Linked DNA regions of Homo sapiens: region 1 is linked to region 2. A link is an interaction called in ENCODE POLR2A ChIA-PET data of the cell type or tissue named here. Cell type or tissue: PC-9. All regions are shown on one strand. Links, peaks and the distances in the headings refer to the core of each region. The heading gives the core; the rest is flanking DNA.

Region 1 (15,849 bases), core at 4,589-12,588, 140 kb after region 2:
AAGCAAATCAGCAATAGCCTGTGATGGGGATAAAGTGAGGTGTATGTGGTGTTGCTGGGGAAACTGATTGCAAAGAGACATAAGGAAACTTTCGGGATTGATGGAAATGTTCTATATCCTGCTTAGGGTGGTGGTTACACGCATTTGTCAATACTCATCCAACTGCACTCTTAAAATATGAAACAAACATAAACCACACACACACACACACACACACAAAGCAAATCAGATCATGCCACAACACTGCTCAAAATCTTCCCGGGACCTCCGCCTAATAAAATATCCAAGTTTCTATCACTGCTCTCATCTCTTACAGACCATCTACCTGTTCTGTGAAACTTCAAGCTGGTCTGTACCTTCCAGCCTTAGCCTTAGTTCTTCCTCCTCCTGGAGCGCCCTCCTTCCCACAGGCAGAGGCTGGTCTATAAAAGTAAGTGCTGTCCCACTGACTCCTCCATTTTCTGGCTGCTTCCTTGCACTGTTTCATTTTCTCCACCGTTTCATTTTCTCAGTAACTGTTACCACTTTCTGAAATGGCCTGACTTGTTTACTTGACCATTGTCTCTCACCACCCTTTTGAATACAGGCTCGAAGAGCAACTTCATCACTGTATCCCAGCACCCACAACAGGAGCCAGTACACAGCTGGCACTCAGATACTAGCTTAATGCATGACAGAATACACTTGCAGTCTAGTTCAGGAATAGAAAAAGGCGGACGGGTGCAGTGGCTCACGCCTGTAATCCCAACACTTTGGGAGGCTGAGGCAGGTGGATCACGAGGTCAGGAGTTTGAGACCATCCTGGCTAACACAGTGAAACCCCATCTCTACTAAAAATACAAAAAATTAACCAGGTGTGGTAGCACACACCTGTAGTCCCAGCTACTTGGGAGGCTGAGGCAAGATAATTGCTTGAACCTGGGAGGCAGAGGTTGCAGTGAGCCGAGATTGCGCCTTTGCACTCCAGCCTGGTGACAAAGCGAGACTCTGTCTCAAAAAAAAAAAAAAAAAAAAAAAAGAAAGAAAGAAAGAAAAAGAAAAGAAAAGAAAAAGCCATCTGGAACACTAGGAACCCATAAATTGCTCTGAACTGGTTTCTATGAACCAAACAAACAGAAGTAGCTGGACAAATTGCTCTAGATTCAGGAACAAAGTCTATTGGCTCTCATCTCTCCACCACCCTTTTAAACCATAAAAACAATACAATACCACCTAAGAATTTTTTTAATTTAAGTCATTTTTAATTCTACCACCCAATAGAAGAGATTTTAATTTTTCTTTATTATCTTCCAGTCGGCCCACATGCATGCATTGCTGCAATTATCATGCACATTGATTTTTGTGTTTTTTTTAACTTTCCTATTTTAAATATAAACAAAATTTCAGAAACATAAATTTGGGGTTCTGGCTGAGCACTATGGCTCATGCCTGTAATCGAAGCATTTTGGGAGGTTGAGGTGGGAGGATCGCTTGAGCTCAGGAGTTTAAAATCAGCCTGGGCAACAAAGTGAGATCCCCATCTGTACAAAAAAATTTTTAAATTAGCTGGGCATGGTGGCATGAACCTATACTCCCAGTTAGTTGGGAGGCTGAGGTGACAGGATCGCTTGAGCCAGGGAGGTTGAGGCTGCAGTGAGCCGTGATGGCATCACCGCACTCTAGCCTGAGTGATGGCGTGGGACCCTGTCTCAAAAAAAAAAAAAAAAAAAAAAAGTGTTCTGCCTTTTTCATTTAACAACACCAAATTTTGCTCTTCCTATCTAGTTTTCATAATCAAAATCTTTAACAAGTGCCAGATACGCCACTGAAATTTAATACCCTAATTTATTTAGTCACCACTGCACTGGTACAGACTGGTCCTACTTTTAGTACTATAGGTACTGGTTTTGGTCTAGTATTCTTCGGTCACACCATGCTGCTTAACAAGCACCTTACTTTATGCCTATAGCTTTTCTCCCCCCTTCTTCTAGTGAATTATTTCCTAAGAAAGGTTCCTAAGGGAATGAAAAGACAAACATATTAGCATATTTTAATGTCACTTGACATGTACTGCCAGACTGTTTTTCCAAATACTTGGTATAATGGTCCTTGTAAAAGCTACGTCATCTAAGGCCCACTAAGCGGTACAGGATCCAACTGCAGGTACCATCTGCGAATTCAGGGACCTCAGAAAGGCTCCTTTACCTCTTCCAAAGCACCTGCAAGTCCCGAAAGGGCAAGCACTTGATCATGTGCAGGGGGTGCCCAATGGGATGGTACCTTCAGAAGGAGGGCAGTTCCTGCCCTGATATCTAACTAAACACAGCAGGTAGATTGGCGGCAGCTCACCAGAAGACCTTTCTATAGTAGCTCCAATAAACACGGTGGAAGGCAAAGTACTTTAATCAATGTGATGATGGAACTACTGACCTAGATGATAAACCCTAAAAGAAACAGCAAGTTTCTAAAACTCTGAAGGTGCCCAAAAGCCCAAGGCCTCTACCGTAGTCACCAGCACCTGAAATATTGCCTCTCCCTGGGCAGCTGCCCACCCAGAATCAGAAACAGCATGGCAGAGCTGGAAGTACCCCCAAGACTACTTAGTTTGAGCCCCTGATTTTGCAGTTGAGAGAAGTGGGCCTAGATAGGCCAGGTGCCCCTCCTAGGGTGGCAGAGCAAGTGTTCGTCACAGCCAGAGCTCTAGAACACAGGTCTTCTGATGGCCACTAGCTTGCACTCCACCGCCTTGCTAAATCTTGACCTTGACCCTGGCCATAGCAATGCATACCCACTCTGCTCCCACTCCCACGTGTACACTGCAGGCGGATTTCAATGACACACAACACTGCCAAACACAGAAACCCACCTTGGAAACTCAGCTCATAGTTCCGTGAGCCCGCCTGAAATGGCACAACTCCCCTCGGACAGGATTGATAGAGAGACTCCAGGTATGAAGAGTCGACGTTTGAATTTTTCCGTTTGTCTTTCTAATTGGAAAAAAAATAAAAGGTAAAGTCAGGGTAGGCTTTTAGGAAATCTCTACTGTTATATGATTTCGTTTTAGCAATGAGATGTGAACAGGAGTGCATTTTGCTTCCCAAACCAGATTGTAAAAGCTTCCAGCTCAGGGCTATGTCACAGACTTCTGTGGTCTTCTCTATCATGGTACCCTAGAGAGAGAAGTCTATCCTGCAGAAACTCACTACACACTTGGGGGAGGCCTGAGAAGTGTAGCTGTTTGCAATACTCTTTTACAGCCTTCCATAAAATATGAGCCAAATATACAGAGCAACTTGCATCCCCTCTTTTCTGATGCCACGCCGGCATCTGTCATCTAACAGAATCTGACACTGACTCTTACATGAAATAGAACATCGTGGGCTATTCTAGCCACGCACGGTTTACAGTAGTCGTGAAGGGAAGTAAAGAAAGACCATCTGGTCCTCGTCCAAACTCCAATAGTTGCAGTGTTCAAATATAAATAACCTAACCCTCTCCTCTGCCCTGAACCAGAGTAAGTAAACAAAATTGGCCGAGCCTCCTGCTAGCCAACTAACTGAAAATGCACTTGGATTTGCCACTAACTGGAGCTATAATGAAAGGGATGAGGTGGCCGGGTGCAGTGGCTCACACCTGTAATCCTAGCACTTTGGGAGGCTGAGGCAGGTGGATCACGAGGTCAAGAGATCGAGACCATCCTGGCCAACATGGTGAAACCCTGTCTCTACTAAAAATTCAAAAATTAGCTGGACGTGGTGGCATGCACCTGTAGTCCCAGCTACTCGGGAGGCTGAGACAGGAGAATCGCTTAAACTCGGGGGGCGGAGGTTGCAGTGAGCCAAGATCGTGCCACTGCAGAGCCTGGCGACAGAGCAAGACTCTGTCAAAAAAAGAAAGAAAAGGAAAGAAGGGATAAGGCATAACCCCCAAATGTAAAGCTATAATCTCTAGTCTCAAAGCATATAGAAAGCATGCAAACATCAGAATGTGTAGGTAAAAGGGAAATGAGTTGATTTTAGCAAGGGGCAGGCTAGGCTACCGATCCACTGCCCTCATTCCTCATTCCGTGGCCAGGGTGGGCGATCAGGGCACACTAGAAGTACGCCCCTAGCAGCAGGGGTTCCCAGTATTTAATGGTGAGGAGACTCTTGTTTCCTGTGATCTAGAACAAAGGAGTTAATGGCAACAAATTTTTCCAAGCAGCCGTGGTGGAGAGGGGCTCACGGTTCCTTTTGCTAATGACATTCCAGACTTTCAGCTGGACCGACGCCCCTTCCTCTTCCCTAGTGGAAATGCCTGCTGGTTGTAAGCGGAGGGCAACAGAATGTACGTGTCCAAGGAAAACGTCCTGCACAGAGAAAGGCCCGAGCTGGGTCTCTTTATCCTGGAGTGCAGCATGGTGGGAGCAGAAAGCAGTGTTCAAATATTTGTACCCAGGGCAAAGTGGGAATAAACTTGAATGTGTTTCAGGAGGTAGGACCAGTACAAAGGGTGGAAGGGACAAGGACGCTGACTTTAGCAGAACGTTCTAACTTACTGCAGCCAACAATTAAGTCATATCATGAAGATGCTTGTTGCCACAGCTTTGTGGATAGTATCTATCAGAGTGATTGTAAAAGAGCTTGCTGCCGTGATTCAATGGTGCCCGGTAAACCCTATGCCTTCCTCGGGCCAAAGTGGGCAAAACACCTCTGGCATGATGTGGGGCGGGTAGAACAGCTCTAGCACCTTGGTATCCCCTGGTTTGACCACTAGCTGAATCGCTTCCCAATTTCCCATCCCTACAGTTGAAGTCCTGTATGCATCCACTGCCTGCTCAGCTCTGTAAAACCCACTCTGTTCCTGGCTTAAAAGGCCGGAGACTTTCAAACATTGACATACATGTGAGTGCCCCAGAGATCATATTAAAGTGCAGATATGATTCTGGGAAAGTTGGGGATGATTTAGATTCCATACTTCAGCCAGCTCCCGGGTGATGCTGAGGCTGATGCTGCTGGTCTGTGGACCTCACTTTGACTAGCAAGCCTCTAGGGTCTAGACCAGTGCTGTTCACTAGAACATTCTGTGGTGATGAAAATGTTCTCTGCGCTGTCCTATATGATATGTAGGGGAGGCAAAATTTCTTTCTTTCTTTCTTTCTTTCTTTTTTTTTCAGGGTGTCCCTTTCCCTCTGTTGCCCAGGCTGGAATGCAGTGGCACAATCTGGGCTCACTGCAACCTCCGCCTCCTGGGTTCAAGCGAATTCTCCCGCCTCAGCCTCCTGAGTAGCTGGGATTACAGGTGCATGTCACCACACCCCAGCTAATTTTTGTATTTTTAGTAGAGACAGGGTTTCACTGTATTGATCAGGCTGGTTTCGAACTCCTGACCTCAGGTGATCCGCCTGCCTTGGCCTCCCAAAGTGCTGGGATTGCAGGCATGAGCTACTGCACCTGGCCAGGGAAGCAAAATTTCACCTCTACCCTTTTACAGTATTTTGGCTGGACCTGAGCATTAAATTGACATAAGACCACAACAGGAATGACAGACAATGGAGACTCAGAAGGATAGGGCAGGTTGGGAGGGGAGTAGATGATGAAAAATTACTTAATGGGTACAATGTACATTATTCAGGTGACGGACACCCTAAAAACCCTGACTTTACTACTAGGTAATCTATGCATGTAACAAATGTAACAAAATTACATTCGTACTCTATAAATTTATATACAAAAAGACCAACAGGAGAAAAGCATACACGTTCATTTAATACAAGTTTTACGTGGCACAGGAGCCTTCACGAGAAAGTGAAGACCTAAAGCTGCAGTTAGAGATAAACACTTGTATTGAATTAGACGAGTCATAAATTATGAAAATGGGATGAGGCAAAGGGGCTTCAGCTAGGGAAGTTAATTGGGTGGAGAAGTGTCCAGAAGGATGAAGATTTGTCTAATAGGGTTTGTTTGCACAGGTTTCCTGGCTTTGATAAGAATGCTACTTTCATTCTGGTATAGGGAGGACCTCTTTCTTTCTTTATTATTATTATTATTATTATTATTATTATTATTATTATTATTATTTTGAGACTCAGTGAGTCTCTCTCTGTCACCCAGGCTGGAGTGCAATGGTGTGATATCAGCTCACTGCAACCCCCACCTCCTGGGTTCAAGCGATTCTCCTGCCTCAGCCTCCCGAATAGCTGGGATTACAGGCATGAGCCACCACACCCGGCTGATTCTTGTATTTTTAGTAGAGACGGGGTTTCACCATGTTGTCCAGGCTGGTCTCCAATTTCTGACCTCAAGTGATCTGCCCGCCTCAGCCTCCCAAAGTGCTGGGATTACAGGCATGAGCCACTGTGCCCAGCCTAGGAAGAACATCTTCCACATGAGAATTTCATCTCCTGCTTTTAAGTAACAGAAGGTCAGAGTGATCGTCTTGCACCTGCTGTTTTTCAAGTGCGTTTAACTCAAAATAGTCAATATGCCAGAGTGGCATATTTTTAACTCCTTCAGTAGCCAAGCTATGTGTGGCTATACAGCACTGAAAATGTGACTACAGTGACCATGGAACTGATTTCTTAATTTTTTATGTGTTTAATTAAAGTTTAAAATGAAATTGCCGCATGTGGCAAGTGGTTGTCATACTGGACAGCACAGGGCCACTAAGTCAGTGTCTGAGTACCTGCACAGCCTAGCATGGCTCCACACCGACCTTCTCTAGCCTCGCCCTCACACTGCACTTGTCATGTTCATGAACCCCGGTAGGTGGTGAAGTCCTCAAAGGTAACATTTCCCCTTGGTTCAGTCCACATCAGAGACGAGTCTCAGGCACTGCTTGATGTGATGTGTAGGCTGGTTCATTCAACCCTCGCTGTTGTAAGACTAACAGGACAGCGGGAGCATGCCCATGTCATGCGTATGTTATGGTCAAGAGGTCACACAACTGACTGATGGTCCAGAAGCAACTCTCAAAGTCCCTCTCTTGTTCCTGTGTGTTGTCTGGGTCAATTACCAGGTGTTTCTATTGTAAAGGTATTCTAAGCTACTCTTGTAAGGATAAGTCCTTTTTGTGGTATCTGAAAGTCAGTCATATCTGTGCTGAGCTGGCCCCAGTTCTTTGGCAATCCTAAGCTACAGTTGCCCCATACTCTTAAGTGACAGGTAGTGACAGCCTTGCAAGATGTCTCATTAGACCTTTTAGCTACCATTAGTTTAATAGCCATAATGTGTCCTAGAGAACAGTACTGTTACTCCAGGTCTGAGTAAATGAATGAATCACACAGCCGTCAATTATTTATTCCCCACAAGACTTGAATTTATGTTTCAGTTGCAGTAAACAGGTCTTAGCTTTTATCCTGTGTGTCAATGATTGCCTCAACCTTGGCTTTCTAGAGCTGTGGCTTGTCCTTGTTCTGAGAGGGTCTCTCAGGCCATAGCCTCCCGCTGTTTCTCAACACCAGCTTCCACAGCTGCTAAGCTTAGCTACTTTGCTGGTAAACATCTTCGAGGACCTGAATCTGCACTCCCTAACTGGTGCACATTCAACGACTCCCAGGCTCTACCCTCCTGTCAGCCCTGCTATCACTCTACCCTACACCATTGCTGCCCAACTGCCCATCGATTCAATCATCACTTCTCCTAATACCACACCCTCTCCCTGCCCACCATCTATGTAGGTATGAGTCCTGGTTAAGTACATCAATTTCCATAAAAGGATATCTATTTTACCTCCCTGAGAGCTCATAATCAAAGCATATGTGCCTACTCTGTTGGCAGAAGTTTCTACTCCTCACGTTCCTCTTAGGGAGGTTCCAACCCACAACTCTTAGTTGCCTGACTTATTCAAAATTCAGTTACAAGAAATAAAAGCTGTGGGGCACTGGCAGAAGGCTTCACAGTCCACTCCTTTCTCTAAATATTCTAGCCTGTACGCTGGCTCAAGGCAGGTCACCAAAGAGCTGCAAACTTGGACCACAATGCATTGATCCATGAAAGAAACCAGGCTGTTCTTGATATGTGGGGTTCAAATCTCCTGGAAACATTATTTTAATTTTACTTGGACTCCCAGCAAGGAAAACATTAAACCCAGGGCCTGATTTTTCCTTATTTTTTTTTTTAATAACTAGAGCCAATTCAATTTATATAATGATGGGTCTTATTAGTATGAGACAGTAAGAGTTCATTCACATCTTCAGTGAACATCCAACAAACCTGTGTCACATTTAATGAATACAACATTCATGTGTTTGCAGATTGAATGTTACATTCTAAAAACTCCACAGTTTTCATGGGAATCCAGAATATAAAAATAAAAATAAATAAAATAAAAACTCTACAGCTAACACAGACTAAATGTCCCAGCGAGAACTTTGTATTAAAAACCTCAGGAGGCCGGGCGCAGTGGCTCACATCTGTAATCCCAGCACTTTGGGAGGCTGAGGCGGGCAGATCACGAGGTCAGGAGATCGAGACCATCCTGGCTAACATGGTGAAACCCCGTCTCTACTAAAAATATAAAAAATTAGCTGGGCGCGGTGGCGGGCGCCTGTAGTCCCAGCTATTTGGGAGGCTGAGGCAGGAGAATGGCGTGAACACGGGAGGCGGGGCTTGCAGTAAGCCGAGATCGCGCCACTGCACTCCAGCCTGGGCGACAGAGCGAGACTCCGTCTCAAAAAAAAAAAAAAAAAAAACCTCAGGAAGGGCTGGGTTGGGTGCGGTGGCTTACACCTGTAATCCCAGCACTTTGGGAGGCAGAGGCAGGCAGATCACCTGAGGTCAGGAGTTCAAGACCAGCCTGGCCAACATGGTGAAACCCCGTCTCAACTAAAAATACAAAAAATTAGCCAGGCATGGTGGTGGATGCCTGTAATCCCAGCTACTGGGGAAGCTGAGGCAGGAGAATTGCTTGAACCTGGGAGGCAGAGGCTGCAGTGAGCCGAGATCACAACATTGCACTCTAGCCTGGGTAACAAGAGCAAAACTCTGTCTCAAAAAAAAAAAAGCTCAGGAAGTTTCTTGATGTTTTATTAGAGAACATGATTGAACTTGTGTAAATTTAAATTTAAATACAGTATCTTTCCCCCAAATAGTTCCTTTTGGTTTCTGAAACCTTTTTTTTTTTTTTTTGGAGTCTTACTCTGTCACCCAGGCTGGAGCGTAGTGGCACAGTCTCGGGTCACTGCAACCCCTACCTCCTTGGTTCAAGCAATTTTCCTGCCTCAGCCTCCCAAGTGGCTGGAATTACAGGTGCACGCCACCAAGCCCAGCTAATTTTCTGTGTGTATTTTTAATAGAGACACAGTTTCACCATGTTGGCCAGGCTGGTTTTGAACTCCTGACCTCAGGTGATCCACACGCCTTGGCCTCCCAAAGTGCTGGGATTACTGACATGAGCCACCACGCCCGGCCTCCTGGAACCTTGATGTAACTAGAATGCAAATGTTTGTTTGCCAACCCTTCCCCTTTATATCTTACTAAAAATTCCAATTATTTGACATAAAAACCATCAAGACCTATAGCTTATTTTTATTTTAACCAAGGCTAATTAATTTGGGTTTATAATTTTATTTCCACAGGCGCCTGACAGAATCGCTTATTTGACATCATCCTTGGCTTGAGCATACAAAGAATCTGTGCAAAGTTTAATATCATAGGTGTTTTCACACACACGGGAGTTTCAGCAGAACTCTGTTCCACAGAGATGCTACATGGGCCACCACAGGAGAGAGAAGAGCAACAAGGAGGGGTCCAGGAGACAGCTCTGAGCCCATATCCTATTCCACCAGGGCAGCCCTGCTCTACTCTAGTTGGCTCGTTTAGAGTCTTTGAAAGATGGTTTGATAAAATGTATCTGCTGCTAAGACAGTTTGGAAACCAATATGCTGCTGAATTCATGGTAGGGCTGTTTGTGGTTGAGGACCTCACCACAGCACACAGGGTTCCCGCCATGTGGCCCACTATAGGAGGTGTTTTTCTCAGGCCTCACTAACATAACAGAGTAGTGCCTCTCCCAAGTATTTTGTTTGCTTTGGCAGTTAGGCAGCTCAGAGCCAAATGTATAGCCCACTGACTCGTAATTATTAGTTCCGTGCAAAAGTAATCAGTTTTTGCCATTAAAAGTAATTACCACCAACCCAAAAGTAATTTTACACCAACCTAAATATGTAGAACCTTACGCTGCCATTCCTTTGTCCCTGCATTATCTTTTTTTTTTTGGAATCTCACTTTTGTCACCCAGACTGGAGTGCAGTGGTGCAATCTCGGCTCACTGCAACCTCTGCCTGCAGGTTCAAGCGATTCTCCTGCCTCAGACTCCTGAGTAGCTGGGATTACAAGCACGCGCCACCACACCCAGCTAATTTTTTGTATTTTTAGTAGAGACAGGGTTTCACCATGTTGGCCGGGCTGGTCTCGAACTCCTGACTTCAGGTGATCCACCCCACCTCGGCCTCCCAAAGTGCTGGGATTACAGGAGTGAGCCACCGCACCCAGCCCATGCATTATTTTTGGCTTCATTTTAATCTCTTGCTTTCATTTTCTGTTTCTCATCACCCTGATTCCATTACCTGCTTAAGGTCTGTTTTCTCTCTCTCTTTAATCCTATGAGTTAAAGGGAGGAAGGGACACTGAGACAGAAGGACAGAGGCTCTGCTCACCTAAACTTCCCTCCCTATTACTATGCCCCCACTATGGGTCAGCCTAGGATCTTCTAGTTCCAGTCCTTTAAGTCCATCTAAATCCAGACTCTGAATGAATAGTAGTGACTATCTGTACCAGATGTGGTTTCACTGCTTGAGTGAATTAACACATTCCCTGGTCTAATTAACCATGCCATCATCCATACAGTCCTTTAAGTTCTCACTCTCACCCTCTTTTCCAGCTCAAAGCAGTAGTCTCTGTACATTTTATGTGTTTATACATAGAAAGCTATCTCAAGGTTCCACCCTCCCCTCTCATGGTGAGGAAAGAGGGAAGTGCAGCTGACATGTCTCAAGCGGTTCCTTAAAAATAATTAATATATGGCCGGGCGCAGTGGCTCACGTCTGTAATCTCAACACTTTGGGAGGCCGAGGTGGGCGGATAACCTGAGGTCAGGAGTTCACGACTAGCCTGTCCAACATGTTGAAACCCCATGTCTACTAAAAATACAAAAATTAGCTGGGTGTGGTGGTGGTGCATGCCTGTAATCCCAGCTACTCGGGAGGCTGAGGCAGGAAGATCGCTTGAACCCAGGAGATGGAGGTTGCAGTGAGCCAAGATAACGCCATTGCACTCCAGCATGGGTGATAAGAGTGAAACTCCATCTCAAAAATAAATAAATAAATAAAAATAAAAATTAATATATACTTTAATGTATGACTGCAATTGGAGTACATGTTTGCTGAAAAAAAATTGAATATAGCTGTGTACAAAGTAAAAAAATACCACTTCCTCTACCACACTCCACGGGTAACCATGTAGGCTTCAAACATTTTATTAATAGTGTTCTTTTTATTTTATTTATTTATTTATTTTGGAGACAGAGTCTCAATCCATCCCCCAGGCTGGAATGCAGTGGCGAAATCTCAGCTCACTACAACCTCCACCTCCCGGGTTCAAGAGATTCTCCTGCCTCAGCCTCCAGAGTAGCGGGGATTATAGGCGCCTGCCACCACGCCTGGCTAATTTTTGTATTTTTAATAGAGATGGGGTTTCACCATGTTGGCCAGGCTGGTCTCGAACTCCTGATCTCAGGTGATCCACCTGCCTCAGCCTCCCAAAGTGCTGGGCTTACAGGCATGAGCCACCGTGCCCAGCCAACAGTGTTCTTTTTAAGTTGACAAGTTTAAACAAGAGCCCCCTACAAGGAGGAACAGTGCTCACCTCTTCTCCATACTGAATCCATGTGCCAGATTCATTCTTCCAATACCAAATCCATTTGGTGGTGAAGACAGAATTGGCTGGCTTGGTGACAGAAGAAGGAGTGGAGAGGCGTCGGATGGGAAAGGAATCACAACTCATTACCCGAAAATTGATTGTATAACTTCCTACAGAACAGCTGAGAGAGAAAAGTATTAAGTTAACATAATGCTTCATTGACCCCTGTTTTCTACAATCTCGTCTTCCCTAATGAGAGCACAGAATTAAACTTTCAGGGCTAAAATAGATCTTCAAGTTTTCTTTCCATGGCTCCAGGTCCTACACATAAAAGAAAAACGGAAACGCAGAGAGGAAAGTGACTCGCCTGCACCACATAATTAATGGTGTTACATAATGTATTCTTCCCTCAGAAAATATCCCAAAATAAAACTGTGCCCACAAAACTCCTGATTGGCTCAATGTTATAAAGTAAGTTAGAAATTCGCATTTGGTCCATTTTTAAAATTATTTATTATTATTTAAATCGTTATCAAAATGTGGAGACCCTTGCAGAAAATTGGCAAGGTTAAAGTGATTTTCATAATAACATTAAACATTATTTGCTTTTTTCACTTTCATTCTCTCAGGAATACACGATGAAATTTTCCAGAGGCTACACAATATATGATTTCACAGCAGGTTGAATAAAGAAGCGGATATGAGAATCTAGTTATCTTCTATTATGCCAGACATTAATTTGCAAAAATATAAAACTCCTCTCAATAAATTTTTTGTTTTGGAAAACAGTTATTTTATAATTATCCATATAAATATTATATATAAATATGTAAATAAATACACACAGTTATATACCTGGGTATGTATATTAAATGGATATACATGAATATGTATATAGTATTAAATATAGTTACATGAAACATGTTCATTATGTTAACATATAGCAAGCTTATTCTTATTTTTAAGTGAATCAAATATATAATTGTTCTCAGTTTTAATTTTTAATATGGTAAATATTGATAGCTATATTCCACACAAACAGAAATTCTTTGGGATCCTGAATACATTTTAAGTGTTGAGGAGTCCTCTGACCAAAAAGTTTGAGAATTGCTGCTCTAAGAAAGACCTCTTAGATCAGTGGTTCTCAATCAGGAACGATTTTGACCTCAGTGGGTATTTTACAACATCTGAAGACATTTTGGGTTAGGACAACCAGTGGGGCTGGTGGGGGGGTGGTGCTTCCTGTCATCTGTGGATTGAGGCTAGGAATAGTGCTAAACAGAATCTGGCCCAAAACGTCAGTAGTGCTGAGGTTGAGAAACCCGGCTCTCCACTTGCCTGGGAGCGGAAATATAGACCTAGCAACCAGAAAGTAGCTCATGTCGCCCTCTAGTGGTAAAAATCCAGCAACACAGAATCTCCACCCTCAAATCACTAAATTCTCATATGATGAAAAGTAATGTAACTTTTCCCCCTTAAGAATTTCCTTATAAAACTGGGATGTTTCTTATATCCCTGCACACCATAGATAAATACGGTCATATGGGTATCACCCATTTCAGCTCTTCCAGAAGGAGAAATGTTTTTACTTATTTATTTTTGAGACAGGGTCTCACTCTGTCACCCAGGCTGGAGTGTGGTAGCACAATCACGGCTCATTGCAGCCTCAACTTCTTGGGCTCCAGTGATCCTCTCACATCAGCCTCCCGAGTAGCGAGTAGCTGGGACCACAGGTGCGTGCTACCATGCCTGGCTAGTTTTTGTATTGTTGGTAGAGACAGGGTTTCATCATGTTGCCCAGGCTGATCTCGAACTCCTGAGCTCAAGTGATCCTCCTGCCTCAGCCTCCCAAAGTGCTAGGATTACAAGCATGAGCAACCACGCTCGGCCAGAAGCAGAAATGTAAGGTACCCTCTTAGATGCCTTGCTAGAGAAAATAGCAAACATAAGGGAGGTATTAAATGCTAAAGTATACAACAAAATTCTACAGTAAAACTATATGAAATTATTCAAACCGTGTTTTTAAATTATGAAGTTAAGCCAAAGGCTCTTTTGTCCTAAATCATTTAGTACTTTTAATAGTTCTGTGATGAACTGATCAGGATACGAGCCGGACACTGAACTGTGTTTTTTTGCAGGACACAGACAACTGTCAACTAAACAAATAATCATGTCACTGTTTGTTTCATTTGAGTTAGCAAACATTCCCAGGATCTCTGGTATTAGCCAGGCTCAGTGTGACCTCAAACCCACCCAGCTGTGGTTTTCCTTCATTAACTCGGCAGGCATTTGCCATTTTTTATCTCAAGAGGTATTTCACACTCGAATGGGATTCTGATGGAAAAGTGTTTTTTTCTTTTTCCCCTGAGCCTAGCACTAATGCTTCCCTTTGATAATGTTGGACTCTTGAAAGCCAGAGTACAGCCACCAACTTACAGGTGGATTCCGGGGTTACAGTAGCCTTTCTCGATCGTCTCCATGTGCTCAAAGTCCGTCCAGGTTTTACCAATAAGCATCTGCCACCGGTAAGGCAGATGGAAGTGGACTTTGCTGCAGCTACCTACAAAGACAAAGAAGGGGTCTGAGGGACTGTTGAGCAGGGATTCTAACCAATTCAGTCAAGTTCACTGCCAGCTTTCCCCATCCATGCCTGCCCTGCCCCCTGCCAGACAGGTTCCATCTATACCAGCTGACACTGCTGTGTGTCCATTATCCAGGTTCCTTCATTACCTTGGAGACTCATCAGAAAACAAAAATTCAGGCAGAGTGTGGTGGCTCACATCTGTAATCCCACCACTCTGGGAGGCCGAAACAGGCGGATCATTTGAGGCCAGGAGTTCACAACCAGCCTAGCCAACATGGTGAAATCCTGTCTCTACTAAAAATACAAAAATTAGCCAGGCATGGTAGTGGGTGCCTGTAATCCCAGCTTCTCGGGAGACTGAGGCAGGAGAATCACTTGAATCTGGGAGGTGGAGGTTGCGGTGAGCCGAGATCACCCCACTGCACTCCAGCCTGGGTGACAGAGTGAAATTCTGTCTCAAAAAAAAAAAAGAAAAAGAAAAGGAAACAAAAATTCCCCACTGCCCCCAAAGTCACTCCACCCAGATAGAAATTCGAGGTAACCAGAAATTTAGTTACCCTTTCTGCACCCCCCCAAGTGTATGAAGCCAAAATGCTCTCCAGCAGAGGCAACAGCCTTTATTTCCTTGAAGCCCTGGCCTACAGTTCATCTCTTCCAGAAAGATTCTCTTAACGAATCTCACTCCATCCCCATCTGACTTGTATTTTTTGCATTCCTTTAGCCAGTACCCAATAGTCAGTTGGGGGTTAATTTTTTATATGTTTTTACTTACTTCACGCAGTTTTCCCATTTGCAAATTTTTTGTTTGTTTTTGTTTTTGTTTTGAGGCAGAATCTCACTCACTCTGTCGCCCAGGCTGGAGTGCAATGGCGCAGTCTTGGCTCACTGCAACCTCCACCTCCCGGGTTCAAGAAATTCTCCTGCCTCAGTCTCCCTAGTAGCTGGGATTACAGGCATGTGCCACCACGCCCAGCTAATTTTTGTATTTTTAGTAGAGATGGGTTGTCACCATGATGGCCAGACTGGTCTTGAACTCCTGGCCTCAAGTGATCCACCTGCCTCAGCCTCCCAAAGTTCTGGGATTACAGGCGTAAGCCACCATGCCTGGCATTTTATGGATGTTTTCATGCCCTACCTTAATTATAAACTTACTAAAGAGAAGGCTGCACTATGGTTTAGCTTACATCCCCCTTACATATTTGGCACAGGGCTAGGCATACAAAAGACAGCCATTGCAGGAATGCCGGCTGAAGAATGAATTGATGTTATAAGCTACAGTACAGGAAGACAGAAGATAGTTCTGTTTTTCAAAATTTGCCTTATATTATGTTTAAATTGTTTTGAAATATTCAAAATGAAGATGTGTGACAACTTCAAAACAAACAAAAAAGACAGGTTTAGACACTGCAGGGACACCCATAGAGTGGCCCTACTTGAGACTTGGCTGAC
Region 2 (15,849 bases), core at 3,840-11,839:
TGATACGAACTTTCCTACCTGTTTTCTGGTGCACATATTTAAAGTGTGTGTTATGTACATGTGTAGATATGTATATATGTGTATGCATAAGAATGCAACTGGCTGGGCACAGTGGCTCACGCCTATAATCCCAGCACTTTGGGAGGCCAGGTGGGCAGATCACAAGGTCAAGAGATCGAGACCATCCTGGCCAACATAGTGAAACCCTGTCTCTACTAAAAATACAAAAATTAGCTGCGTGTGGTGGCGCATGCCAGTAGTTCCAGCTACTCTGGAGGCTGAGGCAGGAGAATCACTTGAACCTGGGAGGCAGAAGTTGCAGTGAGCCGAAACTGTGCCACTGCACTCCAGCCTGGCAATACAGCAAGACTTCGTCTTAAAAAAATAAAAAAAGAATGCAATCGCAGATCAGAGGATATGTTCACCTGTAACTTCACTAAATTTCTCAAAGTCGTTGAACCAATCTGTGTTTCCATGAGCAATATATGAGAGCTTGATGGCCGCAAATCCTCACTATGACTTGATAGCCCTAGATGTCCACATGTTTACCAATCTGGCTGGTGTGAAACCTTGTGGTTTTAATTTGCATTTCCCTGATTAAAATAGATGGATCACCTTTTCAATATCTGCGGGCCACTCATGTTGCCTCTGCTATTGTCTTGTCTTTTTTTTTTTTTTTTGAGACAGAGTCTTGCTCTGTCGCCCAGGCTGGAGTGCAGTGGTGCGATCTTGGCTCACTGCAAGCTCTGCTTCCTGGGTTCACGCCATTCTCCTGCCTCAGCCTCCCGAGTAGCTGGGACTACAGGTGCCCACCACCACGCCCAGCTAATTTTTTTGTATTTTTAGTGGAGACGGGGTTTCACAGTGTAAGCCAGGATGGTCTCAATCTCCTGACCTCGTGATCCGCCTGCCTCGGCCTCCCAAAGTGCTGGGATTATAGGCGTGAGCCACCACGCCCGGCCTACTATTGTCTTTTCAATCCTACTGCCCATTTTTCTTTTGGGTTGTCTGTCTTTTTCTTTCTGATTTAAAGGCATTCTTTTTTTCAGATGGAGTCTCACTCTGTTGCCCAGGCTGGAGTGCAGTGGTGCAATCTCAGCTCACTGCAACCTCTGCCTCCCAGGTTCAAGCAATTCTCCTGCCTCAGCCTCCCGAGTAGCTGAGACTATAGGCACGTGCCACCACGCCCAGCTAATTTTTGTATTTTTAATAGAGACAGTGTTTCACCATGTTGGCTAGGCTGGTCTCAAACTCCTGACCTCAGGTGATCCACCCGCCTCAGCCTCCCATAGTGCTGGGATTGTAGGCATGAGCCACCATGCCCAGCCTAAAGGCATTCTTGATGTATAAATACACCTTTGTTGCAGGTTTGGTCCTGGACAAACTTAATAAAGCAAATATCACAATAAAGCAAGTCACACAAATTTTTTTGTTTCCCAGTGCATATAAAAGTTATGTTTATACCATACTGTAGTCTATTAAGTACACAATAGCATTATGTCTTAAAAAAACAATGTACATCTCCTAATGCTATCCCTCTAATGTAAATGACAAGTTAATGGGCGCAGCACACCAACATGGCACATATATACATATGTAACAAACCTGCATGTTGTGCACATGTACCCTAGAACTTAAAGTATAATAAAAAATACATTAAAAAAAATGTACACATCTTAACTAAAAATACTTCATTGTTAAAAATGCTAACAATTGTCTAAGCCTTCAGCGAGTTGCAATCTTTTTGTTGGTGGTGTTTTATCTCAGTGTTGACGGCTGCTGGCTGATGAGGGTGGGTGGCTGATGAAGGTTAGGGTGGCTTTATCTTAGACAATGAAGTTTGCCTCATCAATTGATGCTTCATTTCATGAAAGACTTCTCTGTAGCCTGTGATGCTGTTTGATAGCATTTGGCCCACAGTAGAACTTCCTTCAAAATTGGAGTGAATCCTCTCAAACTCTGCCAACTGTTTTATCGACTAGGCTTATGGAATATTCTACATCCTTTGTTGTCATTTCAACAATATTCACAGCATCTTCACCAGCACTAGGTTCCATCTCAAGAAACCACTTTCTTTGCTCATCCATAAGAAGTGACTCCTCGTCTGTTTAAGTTTGACCATGAGTGCTGCAATTCGTCATGTCTTCTGGCTCTGCTTCTAATTCAGGTTCTTCATTCCATCTGCAGTGACTTCCTCCACTGAAGTCTTGAATGCCTCAAAGTCATTCATGAGGTTTCGCATCAACTTCTTCCAAACTTCTGTTAATGTTGATATTTTGGCTGTCTCTCATAAATCACGAATATTCTTTATGGCATCTAGAATGGTGAACCTTTTCCAGAATGTTCTTGACGTACTTTTCTCAGACCCATGAGAGAAATCGCTACCTATGGCAGCTATATAGCCTTATGAAATATATTTCTTTTATCTTTTTGTTTTGTTTTGTTTTTTAAGACAGTGCCTTGCTCTATTTCCCAAGCTGGAATACAATGGTACAATTATAGCTCACAGCACCCTTGAACTCCTGGGCTCAAGGAATCCCCCACAGCTCAACCTCCCAAACAGCTGGGACCATAGGCATGTGCCACTATGCCCAGCTATTTATTTTATCTTTCTTTTGTAGAGATAAGGTCTCACTATGTTGCCCAGGTTAGTCTCAAACTCCTGGCCTCAAGCAATCCTCCTGCCTCGGCCTCCCAAAGTGAGTCACCGCACCCAGCCATGAAATGTATTTCTTATATAGTAAGACTTGAAAGTCAAAATTACTCTTGATCCATGGGTTGCAGAATGGATGTGTGTTAACAGGCATGAAAGCAACTTTAATCTCCTTATCCATCTTGATAAGAGTTATTGGGTGACTAGGTCCATTGTCAATGAGCAGTAATAGTTTGAAAGGAATCTTTTGTTCTGAGCGGTAGGTCTCAAGAGTGGCCTTAAGTTAGTCAGTAAATCATGCTTTACACAGATGTGCTGTCATCTAGGCTGTGTTGTTTCACTTACAGAGTGCAAGCAGAGCCAACTTACCATAATTCTTAAGGGCCCCAGACTTTTCAGAATGGTCCATGAGCACTGGCTTCAACTTCAAGTCACTAGCTTCATTGGCCCCTAACAAGAGAGTCAGCCATCCTTTGAAGCTCTGAAGCCAAGCATTGACTTCTCTAGCTGTGAAAGTCCTAGATGACATCTTCTCCTAGAAGGCTGCTTCATCCACACTGAAAATCTGTTGTTTAGTCTAACTGCCTCCACCAGTGATCTTACCTAAATCCTCCGGATAATTTGCTGTTACACCTTGTACTTCTATGTACGGAGAAGCTTCTTTCCTTAAATCTCAAGAACCAACCTCTGTTAGCTTCAAACTTTTCTTCTGCAGCCTCCTTACCTTTTTCAGCCTTTAGAGGATCAAACAGAGTTAGAGCCTTGCTCTGGATTAGGCTTTGGCTTATGGGAATGTTGCAGCTGATTTAATCTATCCAGACCATTCAAGCTTTCTCCGTATCAGCAACAAGGCTGTTTTGCTTTCTTATTATTCATGTGTTCGTTGTGGTACTACTTTTAATTTCCTTCAAGAACTTTTCCTTTGCATTCACAACTTGGCAATCTATTTGTTGCAAGAGGTCAGCTTTCAGGCTCCCTTGGCTTTTGATGTGTCTTCCTCACGTAATCATTTCTAGCTTTTGACTGCAAGTGAGAGACATGCAACTCTTCCTCTCACTTGAGCACTTAGAGGCCACTGCAGAGTTATAAACTGGACTAATTTCAAAATTCTTGTGTCTCAGCAGATGGGGAGCCCTCAGGAGAGGGAGAGAGACAGGAGAACGACTGGTGAGTTGAGCAGTTAGGACACGCACATTTATTAAGTTTGCCTTTGTATATGGGCAGAGTTTGCGGCACCCCAGGACAAATTACAATAGTGACATCAAAGGTGACTGATCACAGATCACCATAACAGATATAATAATAATGAAAACATCAGAAATGTGAGAATTACCAAATTGTGACAGGGACACAAAGTGTCGACAGACTTACCTAAGGAGGGCTACCATGAGCCTTCCATCTGTAAAAAGCGCAGTATCTGCAAAGTGCAATAAAATGGGGCAGGCGTACACCTGTGTTTTGGATCCTCATATCTTATGTCAGTTATAACTTCTCCAGTTCATGACTTGTTGTTTGATATTTTTAATGGCATCTTTGATGAACAGAAGGTCTCAATTTTGGCCAGGCGTGGTGGCTCACGCCTGTAATCCCAGCACTTTGGGAGGCCGAGGTGGGTGGATCACCTAAGGTCAGGACTTCAAGACCAGCCTGGCCAACATGGTGAAAACCCATCTCTATTAAAAATACAAAAACTAGCCAGGCGTGGTGGCAGGTGCCTGTAATCCCATCTACTCGGGAGGCTGAGGCAGGAGACTCTCTTGAACCCAGGAGGCAGAGGTTGCAGTAAGCCAAGATTGTACCACTGTACTCCAGCCTGGGTGACAGAGCAAAAGTCCCATCTCAAAAAAAAAAAAAAAAAAAAAGAAGGTCTTGATTTTAATATGGTCAAATTTATCAGTCTTTTGTTATTGTTTGAGATTCACGTGTATATATTTTAAGATGGAAGATTTAAGAAATTGTTCCCGTCACTAAAAGGCATTATGTTACTCTTCCATGTTGTCTTCTAATAGTTTTAAGGTTTTGTTTTTCACATTTAAGACCATGTGTTCCTGGAGGTGTGTGGTGGGGAGGCGTGGGGTGTGTATGTGTGCAGGAGACATGAAGGCAGACAAGAGTGTCCCAACCCACTGTTACTCACAGTGTGGTCCACAAGCTTTTTGTTATGGGTCTGCAACGAGACAAGGTTCTTGAACCAGTATGGAAATCAACATACTCCCTTTTCAGAGAATAGGCCATGCTAAAATTAAAAATTAAAATTATAAAAACTAGACAGCATGCTCTATGAACAGTCAATTCACATGCTCGTGTAAGTTCTTTATTTTGTCTTAACTGGAAAACAAGCGTTTGCAGAGTGGCACATTCTGTGGCACTATGTGGGCAAAGGATGTGGGATCTGCACATGGTTTTGGGGTTGGAGGCAGAGGGGCAGTACTAGGAATGCAGCCCACTGGAGAACACAGAGAAAGACAGCATGTCTGGAAAGGAACAGAAAAAAAAAATATTTTTAAACTCTAAAGTAGAGTCAGAGAAATGTAGGAGACCAGACCATGCAAGGCTTAGAAGCCGCAATGCTGAGGACACTGAGCAAATGCAGTGAGAAGCCACTGAAGAAGCTATTTAAAAGCATGGGAATGACAGGATCTGAAAAATGGTTTTCAAAAATACCTCTTGCTGCTGTGTGCAGAACAGGCTAATGGGGGCAAGAGGAGATGTAGAGAAATCAGTTATGAGGTCACTAGAGTTGAACTTGAGATGACAGCGGCTTAGAGTGGTGTATTTAGCACTTTGCTCCTCAAGAGTGTGGTCAGCGGATCTTTAGCATCACCCGGGAGTGTTTTGGAAATGCAGCATCTCAGGCCCACTCAAGACCCTACGGAGTCAGAAACTGCTATTACCATGACCCCCAGGTAATTCATGCACTCATTCAAGTTTCAGAAGCACTAGCCTGGGATTTACTTTAGGGAAATTCACATGGTGATATCAAGTATGCAAATGGATAATCCGAGCCTGAGATAAACCTGCAAACGTGAAGAGGAGAAGCCAGGGAGACATGGGAAAACCAGGAACGGGAGGTGACAAGAAAACAGAAAATCGGTCGGTACTGGGGAAGGGTCGCTGTGCTGAATGACTCCGAGAGACCAGGCACGTGCAGGCTGGAGAGGCCCTGCTGGCATGCACGTTTCTCGTGGTGGCAGAAGCCAGGCTGACTAGTGAAGGGCAGATGAGGAAACAGGAGCTCCACGCAGTCAACTTCATGAGCAGTTTCACTGCATGAGGCAGGGAAGGGAGATGGTACCTGGAGGGTCTGGGGAAGTCACTTGGTTCTGAGATGAGAGAGAAGAATCACCGAGGAGCTGGTTAAAGACGCAAGTTTCTAAAAAGGCAAAGCAGCTAATGCAAAATGTTTCCTCTACTCATGAGGAAGCATCAGATAAACCCAGTACCAGGGATATTGTACAAAAGACCTGACTTTCAAAAATGCCAAGGTCATAAAAGGCAAGAAAAGACTGAGGAACTGAGCAGACTGAGGAGCTGTGACAACTAAATGTGATGTGCAAGTCTGGACTGGACTCCAGAACAGAAGTGGAAGAACTGGTGAAACCCTGTAAAGTCTGTAGTTTCATTCATGGCATTGAACAAATGCAAACTTCATAATTGTGGTAACCCCACTATGATCATGTAAGATGTTATTATTAGGGGAAGCTGAATGAAGGGTATATGGGAACTCTGTGCATTAATTTGCCAACTTTATGTCTAAAATTCTTGCAAAATAGACCAGGCGCAGTGGCTCATGCCTGTAATCCCAGCACTTTCAGAGGCCGGGGCAGGCGGATCACCTGAGGTCAGGAGTTCAAGACCAACCTCGCCAACATGGCGAAAAACCATCTTCAATGAAAATACAAAAATTAGCCAGGCATGGCGGCACGTGCCTGTAATCCCAGCTACTCGGGAGGCTGAGGCAGGAGAATCACTTGAACCCAGGAAGGGGAGGTTGCAGTGAGCTGAGATTGTGCCACTGTACTCTAGCCTGGGTGACAGAGTAAGATTCTGTCTCAAAAATAATAATAGTAAAATAAATAAAATACAACTCTTGCAAAATAAAAATAACTCAGGTTCTCATCAGGAAGTAGTGTATGGGTTTTTGTTGTTGTCGTCGTTCTTACTGTTGTTTTGGAACCTATAATTGGAACCGAAGGGTGACTCAAATGACATCAAAAGGGCGAGAGCACTGCTGATGGAGTAATGCAAAAGTAATGACAACACCGAAGACGAAAGGACCAGCGAGGAGCCCATGGGGTTGAGAAGGAAGGAAGGAACGGAACCTGCAGAGAAAGTGGGCTTTGATCCTCCACAAGACACAGGGTACCTGAAAATTACTACCATGGAGGACAGACTGAGAGAGTGAGTCCAGAGACCAGGAAACTTTACAGATTTACTTGTGAGAATTGGTGGGAATTCTGGTTAGAGGGCCTCTCTGAATACAGTATTTGCTACTAAAAAAAAAAAAAAAAACAAGTCCAGAACATCCACTGAAAATAGGGAGTGGTTGAGGGATGGGGCGGAGTACACCAAGAGAGCGGAGAATTCGTGATGTTTGAATTGCCATATGTCACATCTTTGATTCCTGACTCAAATAAGAGACACCATAGTGTAATAATAGAGAGTGCCGGAGATGAGAGCTTGCAGGCCTCGGGCCGCATCCCCGCCCACCTGGAGGAGCCATTTCACATTCCTGGGTCTCAGGTCCTTCATCCTCTAACAAGATACGTGGTCCCTGAAAATCACTACCTGAAAAATGGGTGTTGAGATCTGACTTCCCAAGTGGAAGGAAAATAGGACCCTATGTATATGCTATGAGGTTTTCTCTAACCCTCAAACCATAAGGGGTTCCCCAGAAAGAGAAAGGGGAGCCCCCAAATGATGAATGGCCATGATACCGGCAGTGGGCAGCTTCAGGTTTAGCTGGAAAAACACCAGCTCATAAAAAGCACAGCTCTTCAGCACTGGCAAAATACAATCCCATCCAGAGAGGGATAATGGGGCCAAAGTCTCCAGAACATTCCACAGAAAACAGAACTGGGCGCTGTTCTATCTCCAACTTGCTCAGTGCCCCCCGGAGAAATCCCTCGTAATTAGTCACCCCTTCCATTTCCTCCTCTAAAGATGGAACACAGATAACAATTAGTGACCTCACCCAAACATAAAGAGAACTCATGTGGAACTTCAGAAAACAATGACTGCAACCAAACAATACTGAAATACTAATACTGCAAGGCTTTTAAAAATTCAACTATTCTAGCTAAAACATCAGTTTAGGCTTCATGGTGGGGTTTGGGGACTCTATTTCTGTGCATGACTTTCTCATTTGAGGAGCTAAGGATATTAAAATGTTGGTTTAATTGAAGGCAAGGTCCAGAGTATTTACCAAAAGATATTCTGTTTTGCTTTGTTTTGCTTTATTCTTTCCTAAATAAAATGCAATCCTCTTTCACCAACCTAGAAAGCAAGACTGTCAGCACTTTGAGTAACCAAAACAAACTAAACTACTCAATTCACTAACAACAAAGGCAAAAAAATTTCTGTCAGCCATCTGTTTCTAAAATAATTTAATTTAAAACACAGTCCTGTAACAACAGGGAAAAGGACACCATCAGCTTCCAGATAATCTTCTGTCTCCTATTACACTCAGAGCAGGAGTGGCACACGACATCCCATGACTAAGCATGAGCAGGCACCTTCCCTCCCAACAGCAGGAGCCAGCAGCAATGAACATCCACACCGACGTCCAAGCTGCCAGGAGACACCACTGCCTCCCTGGGGGGTATTAATTCCAACAAACAGTAAACAGCTTATGTGGCAGGCTCAATGCCTTAATTCGGCTCTAAATTAAGCTTTTATTTTATATCAAGGGATCAGGAGGCTTAAGAGAGAGAGGGGTCACGCCGGCTGGAAGCAGCAGCAAGGACAAAGGCACCATGTCTGGACAAAGTGGGATGTGTCTGCAGTGGTTGGAGAGAATAATACTAGAAAAGTTGGCCCAAGAGTGTGAGAATGTTGGCAGACAATAGGAAGGAATAGGATATTTTGAGCAGAGCAGCTTTTTGACCAAAGTTATCCTGCAGAAAAATCAATCTGGCAGAGCGGAAAGAAGCATAAAATAGTGCTCCATCATACACACAGATATGCATGGTTGATGTGGCAAGGAGTGTGATCAGGACGGTGAAGGGAACAGAAAAGAAGTTCCATGTCAGAGAGACTGCACTAAGGTAAAAAAGATGATCAAATTCAGCAGCCAGTGGAATGGATGGGGAAGACAGAACAAAAAGTCAAAGGTGATTCTAAGTCACAGTTACAACTGTCCACTAGGCAATTCCACTTGAGTATCCAACAGGCTCCTAAAAAAACCCTGACCCTCCCCCATATGCCACTTAATAGCTCGTGCCTGTAAGCCAGGTCCTGCCAGCACTGTGGACCCTCACACATCTTCCTTCCCACCGCCACCAATTAATTTAGGCCTTACAATGACCCGCTCAGAGCCCTGCCTCGCACAACTTCTGTGAGAGACAGGCTTTCCAGGACACTGAAGTGCAGGAAGCAGAGATGTTCTGAGTCCATGGACATTGCCTGCTTCTTCGCTCACTCTGGGTTTGGTTTGGGAACCAGGAGAGGCCACAGCATCCACAAACATCCTTTCAAATGGCTTCTGTTTCCTGGGTGGTGTCTTAAGCCCCATATGCAAAGGGTGGCAGCACTTCCAGCATGACAAGTTCCCACCTTGTCCAAACAGTGTCACTAGAGAACTAGAGATGTGTGACCCCCCCCACCCCCACACAAACACACCCCCCAAACGCTGGTACTGTGGGCCAAGGGAAGGTATGCTAAGAAACCCTGTAACTGCCCCGGCCCTGATTAGAGGTGTGTGTTCCTAGCCATGGTAATCAGTCAGGGCTGTGGTCTCTCTCTACGAGCCATAACCCACCCTAAGCTCTGCAGCCTCCTCTATCCCCTCCAATCCATCTGGAGTTTTCTAACGTGCAGAGCTGATCAATCAATTCTGTATATATGAAGTTCATCTAAAAGGAAAGAAACAATCAAACTATGTCACCCCATTCTCAAAATCCTCCAGTGGCTCTTAAAAGCCTTCAGAAAGCCAAAGCCCTCAGCTGAGATACAAGAGCCTTCAGCTCCCCGTTCCCGCCTGTGCCATTAGTATTACCCTCCCCTACAACCAGCCCATGCCCCAGCTATTCGACGTGCTCTCTGACCACCATGCCCCTCCTCCTTCCCGTAACTATCACACCCCAGAACCCCCTTTTCCATCTTCCCCAGAACCCTGCATGTGCTTCTCTCTTGACACTTAGGTTGCATTCTTGATTTACTCATTACTCACCTGCCCCACCACCCTACCCCAGACTGTGAGCTACTTGAAGGAAGAGGCTGTGTCTTATCAGTGTGCCTCCCATGTCCAGCCCAAAGACTAACATGTCCATTCATTCATTCATGAGTCCAACAAACACCTACCGGTCATGTGAGCTAAGTGCAGGGTGTGAAGTGTTAGCCAAGATAGAAAGGTCCCCTGCTCACAACTTTATGGCTGAGAAGAGGAGACAGACAATAATGATGAACAGAGAAGACTGGTAAGGAAATAAGCAAGATGCTGTGATGGACAGCAAGGAACCTCAGGAAAGGATGAGGAGCCGAGAGAGAGAGACAGGAAGGCTGCTCCAGGCAGAGGGGGTGGCGAGCACAGTGGCCTGAAGCAGGAAGGAGATTCACAGATGTGGAAATGGCTCATACGAATGGTGCGGGGTCACCAAGAGGAGCCTGTCGTTTGAGACTCACATGGACGGTGAGGAGCCAACTCGGGGTGGATGGAAATGTGACTCTAGGGTTTGAGAGAGAAATCTGGGCCAATGATAGAGATTGGTGATAATCTGCAGAAAGATGATCATTGGGGTCAAATGACACCATCAAGGAAGGTGGGGGGAGTTTGACTTCCAAGCCCTCCAGGGATATGTTCACTTACGGGTGCTCTGCCGCAGTCAGGAGGGGCCACCTTTAGGAATCATACTGCTATAGTCTGAATATTTGTGTCCCCCTAAAATTCATATGTTGAAACCTAACCCGAAGGTGATGGTATTAAGAGGTAGGGCCTTTGGAAGGTGACTAGGTCATGAGGGCCCCACCCTCATGAACAGGATTAGTGTCCCTCTAAAAAAGGCCAGAGAGAGCTCCTATATGAGGACACACAGAAGGCGCTGTCTATGAGGAACAAGCCCTCACCAGAAACCGAGCCTGCTATGATCTCCATCTTGGACTTCTCACTCCAGAACTGTGAGTGATAATTTTCTATTGTCTATAAGTGACCAGTCCAAGGTATTTTGTTATAGCAGCCCAAATGGACTAAGACACACATCAAATTGAGTTCTGGTTACATATACTTCTGGAATCCAATTCAGTCAAGCACACATATTATTCATTCTCATCCTTACTTAATTTATTTCCATTCACTGGTAATCTTTCCCAAACCCCCTGTTCTGCCTGCTTATTGGTATGAAGAGCCTACTGATTAGCAATTATCCATAGCATTAACTCTCTAAGTGTCTATAATTATAACTTATCTCGGTTTATTTGAGGGTTCTGTGGGACTCCATGATAGGGAATGACATGAAGTTAATGTAAATACTAATTTGACAAGAAACTAACCAGATCAAATCTATAGATAACCCAGAAAGCAATTTTCTAAAACTGCAGTCCCTTCCATGTAGAGTTCTATGCCTGTTTTTGCTATTACAATAAATTGTTTAAATGCTGCCAAACAACCCAATTTTGGCATTTTAAACTTTTTATTATAGGCCAGGCACAGTGGCTCACGCCTATAATCCCAGCACTTTGGGAGGCTGAGGCGGGTGCATTACCTGAGGACAAGAGTACAAGACCAGTCTAGCCAATACGGCGAAACCCTGTGTCTACTAAAAACACAAAAATTAGCCAGGCGTGGTGGCACATGCCTGTAATCCCAGCTACTTGGGAGGCTGAGGCAGGAGAATAGCTTAAACCTGGGAGGCGGAGGTTGCAGTGAGCCGAGTGAGACTCTGTCTCAAAAAAAAATTAATTAATTAAACTTTTTATTATAAAATTTTCAGACATACACAAAAGTTGAAAGACTGGAACCCATTACTCAGCTTCAATCCCATAAACTTTTTTTTAAAACACAAATAGAGCAAATCCCAGACATCATTAATTTCTGTAAATACTTCAGCATCTCTGATAAGGACTTTAAAAAATTATAACCACAATATAATTATCACACCCAACAAAATTAAAAATAATTCCTAATATCATCTAATTATGCATTTCAAACTTGGTTTTCCTTGGTGGCCTCAAAATATTTTTGTATAACAGTACAGTTGCTTTTTTCACACCAGGATCCAAACAAGGTACATACAATGCTTTTGGTTCATGTGTCTCTTAGGTCTCTTTTACTTTATAACAGTTTTCTCCTCTTTTTTTCCCCCTTTTTAAATCTCTCCCTATTTACTTGTTAAAGAAAGGTCATTTGTCCCTGTAGACAGTCCACATTCTATATTTGGCTGACTATATTCTCATGGTGTCATTTAACGTGTTCTTCCCCCAAATTTCTTATAAACTGGTAGTTAGATCAAGAGGCTTCATTAGATTCAGAATCAATGTTTTTGGCAAGAATACTCCCTAGGTGGTCCTCTGTATTTCCACTGTATCACGGCAGGAAGCGCCTGGTTTCTGGCTGTTCTATTCTGAGTGATACTAAAATTTATCAAGGGCTTAAGAGGTGACAGCCCTTTTCATCCATTACAAGGCTCCTCATCAACTCTTCACATAATGACTAGGCAGTCACTGATGATCACTGCCTCCATCCATTATTTCACTAAGGAGGTTGGGTTTTTTAAGCCTGCATTAATTAAAGATATTCCAGCCGGGCGTGGTGGCTCACGCCTATAATCTCATCACTCTGGCAGGCCCAAGCAGGAGGACTGCTTGAAGCCTGTGGTTTGAGACCAGCCTGGGCAACATAGCAAGACCCCATTTCTACAAAAAAAATTTTTTTTTTAATTTTAATTTAAAAATAATTTTTTTATTATACTTTAAGTTTTAGGGTACATGTGCACAACGTGCAGGTTTGTTACATATGTATACATGTGCCAGGTTCATGTGCTGCACCCATTAACTCGTCATTTATATTAGGTATATCTCCCAATGCTATCCCTCCCCGCTCCCCCCACCCCACAACAGGCCCCGGTGTGTGATGTTCCCCTTCCTGTGTCCATGTGTTCTCATTGTTCAATTCCCACCTATGAGTGAGAACATGTGGTGTTTGGTTTTTTGTCCTTGTGATAGTTTGCTGAGAATGATGGTTTCCAGCTTCATCCATGTCCCTACAAAGGACATGAACTCATCATTTTTTATGGCTGCATAGTATTCCATGGTGTATATGTGCCACATTTTCTTAATCCAGTCTATCGTTGTTGGACATTTGGGTTGGTTCCAAGTCTTTGCTATTGTGAACAGTGCCGCAATAAACATACGTGTGCATGTGTCTTTATAGTAGCATGATTTATAATCCTTTGGGTATATACCCAGTAATGGGATGGCTGGGTCAAATGGTATTTCTAGTTCTAGATCCCTGAGGAATCGCTACAGTGACTTCCACAATGGTTGAACTAGTTTACAGTCACAACAACAGTGTAAAAGTGTTCCTATTTCTCCACATCCTCTCCAGCACCTGTTGTGTCCTGACTTTTTAATGATTGCCATTCTAACTGGTGTGAGATGGTATCTCATTGTGGTTTTGATTTGCATTTCTCTGATGGCCAGTGATGATGAGCATTTTTTCATGTGTCTTTTGGCTGCATAAGTGTCTTCTTTTGAGAAGTGTCTGTTCATATCTTTCACCCACTTGTTGATGGGGTTGTTTGTTTTTTTCTTGTAAATTTGTTTGAGTTCTTTGTAGATTCTGGATATTAGCCCTTTGTCAGATGAGTAGACTGCAAAAATTTTCTCCCATTCTGTAGGTTGCCTGTTCACTCTGACGGTAGTTTCTTTTGCTGTGCAGAAGCTCTTTAGTTTAATTAGATCCCATTTGTCAATTTTGGCTTTTGTTGCCATTGCTTTTAAAAAATTTTATTAAAAAAAATTAAAAAATAATTTAAAAAGATGTTCCAACACTCAAATTATAGAAATAATAATAATTTGGGGTCTGGAACAATAATGTTATTTGTGTTTTGTAAGAACATTTAATAAGTCACCTGATTAGGAGTTCAATACAAAGATGCTGATTTCTGTACCATTCTTTAAAAAGATTACACACAAATCATTGACCCTGTGAATATATTAAAGTCCCCCTCCCCTGCCAAAGTTCACCGTTCCATAAAGATAGTAAAGAATAAGGCAGATCTTGGAAATTATGACACTTAAGAAGGAGGGAAGGAGGAAATAGAAACGTCAGAATATCTCAAAGCAGTGCATTTATTACAGCACCTTTCCAAAGAACAGATTAAGAAGTACTAAAATAACCTTAAGACACGATGGTTAAACAGTTTCAAATTCCTCTTCTTCCTGTACTAGAGTTTCTACAAAACAGCAAAAAATAATCTGAATCCTTTTCTCCCTATCCCTTACTCAGAGAAGTGTTAATAAACAGTAAAATACCTGTGCGACAGAAGAATCCTCCTCCCTTCAAAAACACAGGCTAGTTAATGCCTTCCGCATAATCACTTACTGACCCTGAGAAACCCTCTATTAATAGCCAAGCCTCACAGGTACCTACACTTCCCCCTGGGTTAGAGCACTTCCACTCAGGAGAGCAATTAGCGCTCTGCTGAACTGAACTGCCCAGTCTGCTGCAAGAAGGTAGGGAAGGGAAGCAGGAGACATCAGGGATAACCTTCAGGGACCAGTAAGATGAGGGAGCCTAAACTCTTCCAAAGAGGAAATAAGGAAATCTTAAAAAACGTTGCAATGAATGCCACTGAATTGTATGCTTAAAAGTGACTCAAATGTTAAATTTTATGTTATGTATATTTTACCACATTACAAGTCACAATGCTCAATTTTTATAAGCTCATGTGGCCAATAGCCACCCTCTCCCAGGTGCTATGATCCATTATCCTTCTCACGTCATTGGTGAAAAACCCGAGGCTCCAAAAGATTAAGTAACTTGTTCAAGTCCCACAACTAGCAGGTGGTGGACCCAGTATTTGAACCCGGATCTATCCGCTGCCAAAACCCCTTGCTCTGGGCACAGCACCACACTGTCTCTCTGAAAGAAATTTCCAGATTATCATTCTTGAGCAGCTCTGTACAAAAATTTTCATAATTGAAGGCAAACGAGAATTCTAAGTATTAAAAACCACTTCCCAATTTGAAAACTCTGCTCACTGCATTTCAACACAGGCCTATCAACTTCAGGAGGTTTAAACAACATGTAAAAGAGCAATACGGTGAAAATAATATCTCGGATGCTGAAGCCAGAGAGGCATGAGGCTAGCTCCTGCAATCAGCTCTGCACCATGACCGCATGGGGATGCTGCCACAGAAAGACCTGGATCCGGTGGCTGAGGCCCACAGGGAGACCCAAAGAGGAGAGGTAACAGAAGTTGGGAACTGTCCCAGGCACCAGCCTTCTCAAGCACTGCACTGGTGATACATGCGCTCCCTTACCCGCAAAAGTAAGTTGGAGGCTGGGCACGGTGACTCACGCCTGTAATCCCAGCACTTTGGGAGGCTGAGGCAGGCGGATCACAAGGTCAGGAGATCGAGACCATCCTGGCTAACATGGTGAAACCCCATCTCTACTGAAAATATAAAAAATTAGCCAGGCATGGTGGCGGGCACCTGCAGTCCCAGCTACTCGGGAGGCTGAGGCAGGAGAATCGCTTGAACCCAGGAGGTGGAGGTTGCAGTGAGCCGAGATCGTGCCACTGCACTCCAGCCTGGCGACAGAGCAAGACTCCGTCTCAAAAAAAAAAAAAAGTAAGCTGGAGGTTGGACCAGAAGCAAGAAAATTCAAGCAACAAACACAAAGGACCAAAGACCTCTCTGCTGTCTCCAGCAACCTACTAAGGGCTGCCTGGGCCTCAAACAACCGATGAGCAACCAATGTGTGCCCCTGCAGACAGTCTGCCCTCCACCGCGAGGAAGCTAAGGCAGCCTGCTAG

Evidence for each region. ChIA-PET counts read pairs that join two places held together with the same protein. Peaks named below come from ENCODE experiments on the same cell type or tissue, not always from the same donor. Only the 100,000 strongest peaks of a DNase experiment are listed, where the experiment ranks them.
Region 1: POLR2A ChIA-PET joins it to region 2 with 20 read pairs; 3 of 35 experiments call an interaction of 5 or more read pairs at or near these places.

Annotation. Positions count from the first base shown.
Region 1 is chr7:139,062,034-139,077,882 of GRCh38, forward strand. ZC3HAV1 (zinc finger CCCH-type containing, antiviral 1) reads right to left here. Exons shown (of 13, transcript NM_020119.4): 6 at 14,253-14,376; 7 at 11,823-11,997; 8 at 2,846-2,966. Among named protein-coding and RNA genes, the nearest start is that of MIR10399, 26 kb to the left of the region's middle. In PC-9, for the core only: no CTCF peak of the experiment used is centred there; no DNase peak of the experiment used is centred there.
Region 2 is chr7:138,927,259-138,943,107 of GRCh38, forward strand. All of the region lies in intron 1 of KIAA1549, which reads right to left. Among named protein-coding and RNA genes, the nearest start is that of KIAA1549, 46 kb to the right of the region's middle. RefSeq lists an enhancer at 15,680-15,849. In PC-9, for the core only: no CTCF peak of the experiment used is centred there; DNase peaks (open chromatin) are centred at 7,813 and 8,373; H3K27ac peaks cover 1,617 bases.